2 separate regions of the Homo sapiens genome follow, and region 2 is linked to region 1. The links are chromatin loops, found by intact Hi-C in ENCODE. Cell type or tissue: heart left ventricle. All regions are shown on one strand.

Region 1 (5,000 bases):
TTCGTAGCCATAATGGTGAGCAGACAGGCTGCCTTAGCTGGTTCCCACCCCAGAGGCCCCGGGGTGGGTGGCTGGCTGCATCAACAGAGGGCATGGATGCCTGGGCACTCTGATTCTCCAAGAGGAAATGGTGTTAGCTTAGAGGCAGGATCAATGTCTGGGATAAGGATGTGTTTCTTAAGCAATGACAGCCCATTTGGGACCTTTCCTCGTCTTAGAGTCACTGGAAAACAGCTTTAAGTCAGTTGGACCACGTCAGCTATGCAAAATGATCAAGTGAAGAAGGGCATGAGATGTTCCACTACTCTATTTTGAGATAACTGTTCACAATAAAATAAAACAGAAGTAAAAACTTGAATTGAGACTTCTACATTTAGGGAGAAAGAGGAACACAGGGTATTCTGAAATCAAGCCTTGAAAACGGAGATCCTGAAGTCAGAGATTTTTCTGCTGCACATGATCCCAGGTTTCTACACTATTCATGGATTATCCAGCATCTGCCACTATCCCAGTTTAGTTTTTATTTTGTTATATGGAAACAAGAGTCTCCCATGAAAAGCATTAATCTAGGAACTTGAGGATACATTAACATACAAACTGTAAAATTAAAAAAACCAACCACCCATGCTCTAGGCTATATAGTACATTTCACCACATAACTCGGAGCCAATGGAATAACAAAAATGGTGGCCAAGGTGCTTTCCTCTTGTGCCCACAGGAATAGACCAGCCAACCAGAGAGCCACAGAGTAGGAGGGAAGGAGAGTGAAGTCTGTCCATGCAAAGTTAAAAGGGCAAATCCCCCACCACGGGAGGGCACGTGACCAGGGCAGGGGGTCCCCGGGGGCTGGGCTGATCCTCAGGCTCACCTCCCCGGCTCCTCCTCAGGCAGGCGCTATGGCTGTGGGGGAGAAGGGGCGGCTCCCACTGGACTGCTTCTAAACATGAGGAAATGCATCACCTGATAAAAGGTCTCAACAGGAAATAGTACCGGTATTAAATGAACATGGAGCCCTTTCAAAATTTTTCTCTTTGGGGCTCTGCTGTTTCATTCCAAATAGCCAGCTGCACCAGAAATATACAGTCTGTGGCCTCGGCATCTTTGGTTTCACACTATTTCTCACTTCGTACATCTATTCCTCATTAGCCCAGATCTGGTGCTGCTGTTTTCTCCCATGTAACTCACGCAGACTACCAGCTTTTCTAAGAACCTCAGTATTCTAAAAATAAATGTCACCATTTGGGGCTGTGCTGATTTTGAAGTGGAAATGAGCACCTGCTGTTTAACCAAAGGGAAACTGTGAAAGAATTCATGGCCTGCTCATCTGGGCACAAACGGAGAGTGCACAAATGAAGCGTCACTCCTCGCCCCCTCTCCTTCCTCTGGGAGATAAGGTTTCCATCAGAAAGGCTGCCTTCTTAGACAATAAAGCCAGCTGGGCTGCGTTGCAGAAATGCTGTCTGATAATCTCCCGTTACAACTTTTTGATTGCCTAAACATTCTAGTGGGAACTATCTTAAGGGAAAAATAGTATCTTCTTAGCTCTAGATTTGGCCAGATGCAAAACTCATTAGCTAGTTTTTGCAGAGTGAAGCTATCAGAGGAGGTTACATGACAACATGCCATCTACTTTTCTGTCTAGTCCTGGCAATTTCTGCTGTGCCCACCAATTCAAGCAAACATCACGCCAGGGGATAAAACAACGAATACACTTCACAAACACACAAATCCCCACCTTCCAATCTTCCTGAATGGCTCTCACTTGTCTGCTGCTTTGTGTGGTTTTATACTAATTAATTTCACAAAACATGAGAATAATTCCTTACCTTTCCGTGTGAGATATTCTGCCACTAGGGCTGTTACGTGGACATAGCACATTGCTGCCTATAATAGAAGACACATGCCTCAGAATCATCATTCATAACAGCAAGTCATAATGCTCCCACACAGACAGAAATCTAATCAATGTATGAACGTATATATTAGATCTCAATGCACCAGCTAGTATTTCTAATAGCTGATATCTTACCTTTTGAAGAGAGTGGAATCACTCACATAAGCTGAAAATTTGAAATTAATTGGGAGTTGAGATAAATGGCAGTAAATTTGCTAAGGCTTTTTTCTATATAGAATTATTACATTTGTAAAGTAAAAGATAAAAGCAGCATTTTCCTCTTACTATACCTAATACTTCTGCATCATTTCTCTCAAAGCGAAAAGAGGATGCTTTGAAGAAAACATGTGCTCCTCCCTAGATTCTGAGAGAATGGCTCAAATTTCAGGTGCTAATATATTTTTCGCTTGACTTAAAAATTAAGAGCAAGTTATAATTTTTTCCAAATATAAAATTCTAAATAAAAATCATAATTTAATCTCAAATAGGTAACATTATACGTATCTTAAATTGAAAGAAAAAAGAAATTTTTTCACCAAATTGCCATGGTGTTATAAAGATCAAAGACAGCTGTTAGAAGCGAACCCCCTGCAAGGTTCTAATGCATGCGGTTCTGTGCCTGTCAGCGGGGTGAGCGCCACCACGTGGTGCCCTCGTCTAGACCCTCACCCCTAGCTACTAGCCAACACACACCAGCAGAGGCTGCTCCACGTGCACGTGTGTCAACGAATGTTAGCAGCGTGGCATGCACTCTGATGTGTGCAGAGAGAAGTCTGTTGGAGAGTGGAGTTATGTACTGTCCAGTCCTCGGAGGCAGAGTTCATGCCTCCCACGTGTGTCCCTCTTGCAGTACAAAGCAGGGTCACATGCACTGAACAGGCAGGAAAGTACATGACGGGTTACTGAGCACACACACAAAACCAGACACGGCAAGGGCAATAAGAAATCTTATAAATTAGCTGCTTTCGTCCCTTATTCACTGGGTATACTGGGTTGGGTAGTGTCCCGCCAAAATTCATGGCCTCCCTGAGACCTCAGAATGTGATATTATTTGGAAACAGGCTCTGTTAGGTGTAATTAGTTAAGATGAGGTCATACTGGTGTGTGGTGGGCCCTAAATTCAACATTACTGGTGTCATAGACATATGGGGAAGGATGCTATGCGACCACGGAGGCAGGAACTGGAGGGATGTGGCTACAAGCCAAGGAACATCAAGACTGCTGGCAACACAAAGAGCTCAGGGACAGGCATGGAACCAGTTCTCCCCAAGGACATTCGGAGATGTGGCCCTGCTGCCACTGCAATCTTGGACTTCTGCCTCCAGAACTGTGAGAGGATACATTTCTGTGTGAAGCCACTCAGTCTGGGTACTTTGTTATGGCAGCCATGTAAAACTAATTCACAGAGGAACAGCTGAAGCTTAGTAAGTTCTTCCTTTCTTTTTTTGAGACCTAGGCCACATATGTCATTAAAGAATCTTAAATTCTTAGAATGATAGAAAAGTTACTTCTCTTAGTTATTCCTTTTTATTATGGCCAATGTGTGGTTTACATTAAATTTATAGTCAAAACTGTCACGTTAATGTGTACTTTTTAGCATATTGAGCTCCTTGAAAAATAAATATGTAAAAATAGTTAAAATTTTCAGACTTAGAGTATGTTTATTAATTCAAACAGTTATAAAAGTTTAAAAGTCAAAACTTGCTTGCTATTGTAATAATGTTGATCATAGCTAAACATCTCAGGCACAGACACTGAATGAGTTCTCCTAGGCGCACAGACTGCCTTACAGCCAATTGTTTTCTTCAATTCCCCATTTTACAGATGATGTCATTGAGCAATAGAGGGGTTAAAAAACTGGCTCAATGTCACAGAGTTAGTTAATATTGGATCTTGGATTCAAAGTCCAATATTACTTGTACTGGAGCCCACACACCCAACTCCCAGCCATGCAGTCTACATATTGAAACACGTCAGCTCTGCATAGAAGGGAATGCTGGAATACCTACTGCATCCACAAAAGGAAATGGACTACCCTACAGAGGAGAAAGCAACACCTGTCATTACCTTAAATAACAGGAGGAATTCATTTGATCATAAAATAGCTGAATTTTAGAACTACAGAGGAATTTTGATGTGTATTTTAATTAGCAGGAGACTGTATGAATAGGTTTAAGAGCTTAAACAATGCTCTTTGTTGACAAAAATAACCCCTTACAATTTGTTTTAAATTATTAAAATGCTCAGCTAACTATGAAGTCACCCTAAGCTTCATACTGTTTAAAGTTTTGCATACTTTTAATTGGTTTTTGATTAATGGAATAACTTTTCTCAAAACTGGCTTTTTAAGTGAATGGGGCCTCACTGGTTTTTTCAAAAACCCATTCAAGCGGCTGGCAGGGCTACTACCTCTGAGAGATCGCCATTTTTGACATGGATCCTGGCCATGCTGTCGAGCCACGTCTTCCTGAGCTCGGGCGTGCTGGCATAGGATTTGGCCAGGCTGTACTGGAGGTCCACCAGCATCTCTGGGTCGTTCTCATGCTCCTTCATCTGGGCGGTGGCCATTAGCACCGTGCGTATCCTTTTGGTTAAGTCCTTCACATCAGAGGAGAAGCTGGTGTGCTAAAACAAGGGTGGAAGAGGAAAGGACACATGGCTTCCTCTGTTTGCTGCCTGTCCACAAGCACCTCAGGTGCTGATGCAGAGTCTCAGGGTGAAACTAACATGGGCCAGGCTACCCACCTTAATAAGCCGGTCACTGTTGGCACAGTTGTTGATGATGGACAGGGACTGCTGGAATCTGGTTCCCCCAATGCCAACAACGTCTGCTATCAGCTGGCTGACAGATATGATGACCTTAGGGACACACAAACATGAGCAAATCAATTTACCTTCAAATGACTGCCCAGGCTGGGCTTCTGCGTTCAGTTAGGATGTGCCTAAGGACCCAGCAAAGTGGGGGTTGGGGGGTGCTTTGAGCAGGGGTCGCTCCGTGTAGGAAACAATGTCTGAGGTATTTTCTTCCCCTTTAAGAATAATTACAGAAAGTGATTCTGCTATCCTTAAAAAACACTGTTTGCAAAGCAAAATGCTGATCAGGAGA
Region 2 (5,000 bases), 49 kb after region 1:
ATGAATAAAGCTACTGTGCACATTTGCATTTAGGTCTTTACATGGATACATCTTTCATTTCTCTTCAGCAGATATCTAGACGTGGAACTGCAGGGTTGAATGAATGGTTCTGTCTGAATAATCTCCCTTACTCATTCATAATGCTCTCCATCCTCATCCTCAATCCCACCTTATCCTCCCAATGCCAGATCTTCATCAGCATCACCATAAAATGTCATTTCATATTATTGCAGTTAGAGAGCTAAACAAATAAATAAATCAAAATTTAAAATGTCTGGTGAATCTGTTCCACAGGCTATTTATACTTCAGGGGATAAGCAGACTTATTGATATAAAAGTTTCCAAGCCACTCTGCTAATCTTTATACTCTCTGTCATCTCGCCACTCCTACTAAAGAACCTACTGTACCTCTCTAGGTCTCTACCAGTTCATCTGCTGCTTGGCTTCACAGCTCCCCATAATCTCATCTTTGTTTCTGAGCTAATCTTGTTTTTCACTCTTTCCCCTCTAATCTCAATCTATCCAGCCTGAACTCTGCCCCAGCGGCCTTACCTGGGCCTGAGCTATTTCCTCTGCCTGGTACTCATTCTCCTATCCCTAGATTGTGGTATCCTGCAAGGCCCAGGTAAAGTTCCAACTGTATCCCCACATAAATCTATGATTCTTGAAGCTCACATATGCACCTTCCTGCACACTGCTCTAAATGTTCCAAGCTGAACGTTTTCTTTCTCCAGTGACTAGGTGAGCTTCAAGGTTAAGGGTTCACTCTCAACTCCATTTGCATTTTTCCTCAATGCTTTGCACATTACAAACAACTGTTCAAAACACTTGAGGGTGAATGCATACTAGCATACTGGTAGAATGCATACTAGCATTCTACCTATCACATATGTATAGTGTTTACAAATTTGGTTAAGGGGAAGTCCAAACAGTCCATTCAGACTATGAGCCACACCCTCCTTCTTTCACTTTCAAAAACAGTTCTTTTCTTTTTCAATTTAGCTAGAAAATGGTTGGAGGTTAAACAAGCAATGTCTAAGGGCATATATTCATCCTACCCTATGCTAGGTTTTCCAACCTCCTTTCTTCCAGTATACCTGTGGAATGCCAGCAATGTGCTTCACTCCATGTGGGAGGAAAGGAAATGCAAAAGCAGTCTGCTGAAATTACAGCTGCTAAATATACATGGTGGAAAAGAAACACCAACAAACTGTTGACCATAGGGGCAGAGAGTGAGGAGAGGACTCCTCCACAGACCTTGATGATGTCTGCTTTACATTTTTCTCAAATATCACTTGTACCCTCCAAGTACATGTCACCTATGAAACTAGAGTCTGGCACAGTCATACACAATCCATCCATACTTTGCAGGTCCATCCGCTGTAGTAAGGAAATTACTTATTTTAGATGCTAGTTCGAAGGGGTTCTGATTCACACCCTTCCTCAGTAAATGTAACAATGTACAGTTTGGTTGGCTGGGGACAAGAACATGGCCACTTCCACCTTCAGCAGGAGTGCAGCACTGGAAGTAAGCATAACGCTGTGCCATGTCCCTCCATGTAAATATGCATTGAATGGACTCACTCGACTACCACCAAGAATGACATAAATTGTACACTGAAAGCATCAGCTTAATACACAACATGCATGTGTAGCTATCCTTGAGTAGAACACTTTAATTGGCACTGAAAGCACTATCTGGCTGTTATGAATCCAGGGCCCAGGTGCTCCTACAACACTGGTGTGTGCCTCGTCATGACACTTCAAGAAAGGTTCCCTTGGCTGGGCGCGGTGGCTCACGCCTGTAATCCCAGCACTTTAGGAGGCCAAGGTGGGTGGGTCACCTGAGGTCAGGAGTTCGAGACCAGCCTGGCCAACATGGTGAAACCCTGTCTCTATTAAAAATATAAAATTAGCTGGGCGTGGTAGCGCATGACTGTAATCTCAGCTACTTGGGAGGCTAAAGCAGGAGAATCGCTTGAACCCAGGAGGTGGAGGTCGCAGTGAGCCCAGATTGCGTCACAGCACTCCAGCCTGGGCAACAAGAGCAAAAAATATTAAGGTCAGAATAAATTAATAATTTTGGTCTAAAAATATTAAAAACCCTAAGGGGATGAGATCAAAGTTTTGGAAATCACAAATGGTACAGGAATGGTGAATATTCATAAATTCAGAAGACTAAAACAAAGAATTAGGACATAAAATTCTTCAGATGTAAATAAGACAAACACAAAAACAACTAATTCAAACAGAAAACTCATTACTCTTAAGATACGAGACACACTGAATGAAGGCTTTAAGAAAATGTTAGAGGAGCTCTCAGCTCAATAATGTGTGATTAGGGCAAAGAACAGCAGGGTGTCTGCAGGGCCAGGGAAGCAGAAGCCAGAGAGGAGTGCTCTAAAAGTGAAAATGTTGAACCCTCAAGGTGGTAAGCAGGTGTTTGTGAATCTCTTTTTATAGTAAATTATGTTATGGTTAAGCTTTCTCCTGTGGGATACCAGAGTTTCCACTTAAGCACTTAAAAAACAAAAAACTACTTCTAAAAACTCTCTGAATATTGTTTTAGGGTCAAAATATAATTAACTTACAGAAAAGGTTGTGCATGGTAGCATTTGAGTGGTTTGTGTTAAGTTCCAAAAACAAACCATTTCCCAGAGCAAAGGTGTTGACAAATCATGTTATAAGGCTGGAAATGGCAGCACCTCTAGGAGAGGCCCACTGGGACTCTGCCACAAGTTCTTGGCTCTGCTCAGTTGTGTGACCCTGGGCAGGTCACTTCACAGTCTATGCTTCTGTCTCTACCTCTGTGAGGTAAGGGAGGAGCTGGAACAGAAGATACCTTTCAGGTCATTACCACCCTTAAAGTGCTATGGTTTAATTTGGCATCTTGAGAACAAACACATGCAAGTAAATTCCTTTACTTATTTTCTAATGCAATTCTCAGAAAGGTGTCACTGGCGCTTGATTTTGAATATCCTTGTATGTATTCCTGGAAGTGTTCGTTACCTCCCTGACCATCTTTCACGTGGTCTTCCTTGCAGTCATAAGGCAGAAAAGCCTTATGTTCATGTAGTTCCCTGAACTGTGGTGCTGGGTCCTAAGCTTTCCGCCAAAACCACTCTCTCTCCACCTGGTCCTCATTCTCCTTCTTCACCTAGCCAACTCCTGTTTACTCATCAGAACCCACTGCAACTGATGCCTCTTCCAGGTGGTCTTCCCAGATTCCCCACACTACTGAGCACTTTGTTCCTACCTCTTCAGAGCACTCGTCATGAGGTAGGGCAGCCACTGAACGAAATGCACACCTTCCCACCTGAACTCCTTGAGGGCAAAAACTGTGATGCATTGAACTTTGTAATCCTTGGCACCTCAAACATAGTAGGGGCTCAATGAATAGTTGCAGAATGAATTGGTTATATTTTGAATATAATCACGTTACCATTGCATTTAAGGGATGACGTTTATTTAGAGCCAAAAATAATAAAAAATCCACTGGCGCCTCGTCATGGGCTGACCTGTGCCCCCCTCGAATTCATATGTTGAAGTCCTAACCCCTAACACTTCCGAATATGGCTGCACTTTGGGCCAAGGTTTTAAAAGAGCTGATGAAGGTAATGTGAAGTCATTAAGGTGGTTCTTAATCCAGTATGACTGGTGTCCTCCTAAGAAGAGATTAGGACACAGACGCGCACAGAAGGCTGCATCTACAAGCCAAGGAGAGAGGCCTCAGAAGAAACCAGCCATGTGCACAGCTTGACCCAGGACTTTCAGCATCTCAATTGTTATAAAATAAATTTCTATTTTTTAAGCCACCCAGTCTGTGGTACTTTATTATGGCAACCCTAGCAAATGAACACAGGCTATAATCCTATTCTGTATATAACATGAAAAAATGTATAATTTACCATCTTTACCAGTTTTAAGTGTACAGTTCAGTGGTAATAAACACATTCATATTCTTTTTCTCCCCCATCACCTCCTCCCCTTCTTTCCCAGTCTCTGGTAACCACCAATCTATCTTCATCCAATCCACTTTTTTAGCTCCCACATATCAGTAAGACAACATTTTTTTTTACAGAAAAGTAATATATCTACATGATGTGTGTGTCTGCGTGTGCATGTGCACGCACACTTAGCTGCATACTGCCAAGCAGACAATCTGCTAGATTTTTCCTTGGCAGGCTGCTCTGGCATGATTTAGATGGAGCATTTCTCTGTAGAAGGCAGGGCCCACTTCCATCTGGCATCTCCCTATGCACTAAAATCAGAAGCTCTAAACTGGATTCAAAAGAGAGAGACAGAAAAAAGAAAAGGAGAAACCACCTGGCCAGGCCCAGTGTCTGCTTTACGGGAGGAAAAGGAGGGCTTTAGGCCTGAACCATCAACCTTCTGCCAGCAAAATCTAGCAGGCTTTTCCAAGGCTTCCTCGGAGAGCCCAGATCCCTTGTGCAGGAGGCCTAGATTCTGCCCCTCCCTCCCTATCCCCTCTCCTGCCTACAAGGATTGCAGCACAAGTGTTCATTGTGAGACAGGACCCAGCACCACCCGCTCCCTGCACAAGCTCCTTCTATAATACTTCAACCAGACCCTGCCTCCAAACAACTACACTACTTCACTGTCACAAGGACAACTCCAGGACTCTGCAGGTCTCAGAGGAGCCCTGGAAACTTCAAAATGAGAAAGTGACACTGCCACTTCTGTTTACTACATTGGAACTTTATAGAAACTTATCTACCTTGAGCCTCAGAGAGCCTGAGGTGGCCAAACACACCTCAGTGGGCACCAGTCCAGAGACAAGACCAGTCATCTCAGGGCTGAGTGCAGTGGGAACCAGGGGAAGCAGGGGGGACCCACGGTCAGAAAGGAACACACATCCAGGCTTCACCACAAGGGGATGCTGGGGCAGAGAAGAAATTTGAGACTGCGCATCTGCCCCAACGAGATGGATAATCTCAGAGTCTGTTGATTGCTTTTGGAGAACATGAGATTGGTGAGAT

The links. A loop is a pair of places that touch in the nucleus more often than their neighbours do. Peaks named below come from ENCODE experiments on the same cell type or tissue, not always from the same donor. Only the 100,000 strongest peaks of a DNase experiment are listed, where the experiment ranks them.
Region 2: it touches region 1 in a loop (6-fold over the local background); 1 of 110 quality-filtered maps calls a loop at or near these places.

What each region holds. Positions count from the first base shown.
Region 1 is chr13:98,825,004-98,830,003 of GRCh38, forward strand. It overlaps DOCK9 (dedicator of cytokinesis 9), which reads right to left. Exons shown (of 53, transcript NM_001366683.2): 42 at 4,640-4,753; 43 at 4,304-4,519; 44 at 1,827-1,884. Among named protein-coding and RNA genes, the nearest start is that of DOCK9-AS1, 4.6 kb to the right of the region's middle. In heart left ventricle, no CTCF peak of the experiment used is centred here; a DNase peak (open chromatin) is centred at 2,618.
Region 2 is chr13:98,874,430-98,879,429 of GRCh38, forward strand. The region is part of intron 27 of DOCK9 (dedicator of cytokinesis 9); the gene reads right to left. Among named protein-coding and RNA genes, the nearest start is that of DOCK9-AS1, 45 kb to the left of the region's middle. RefSeq lists an enhancer at 1,045-1,104. In heart left ventricle, no CTCF peak of the experiment used is centred here; no DNase peak of the experiment used is centred here.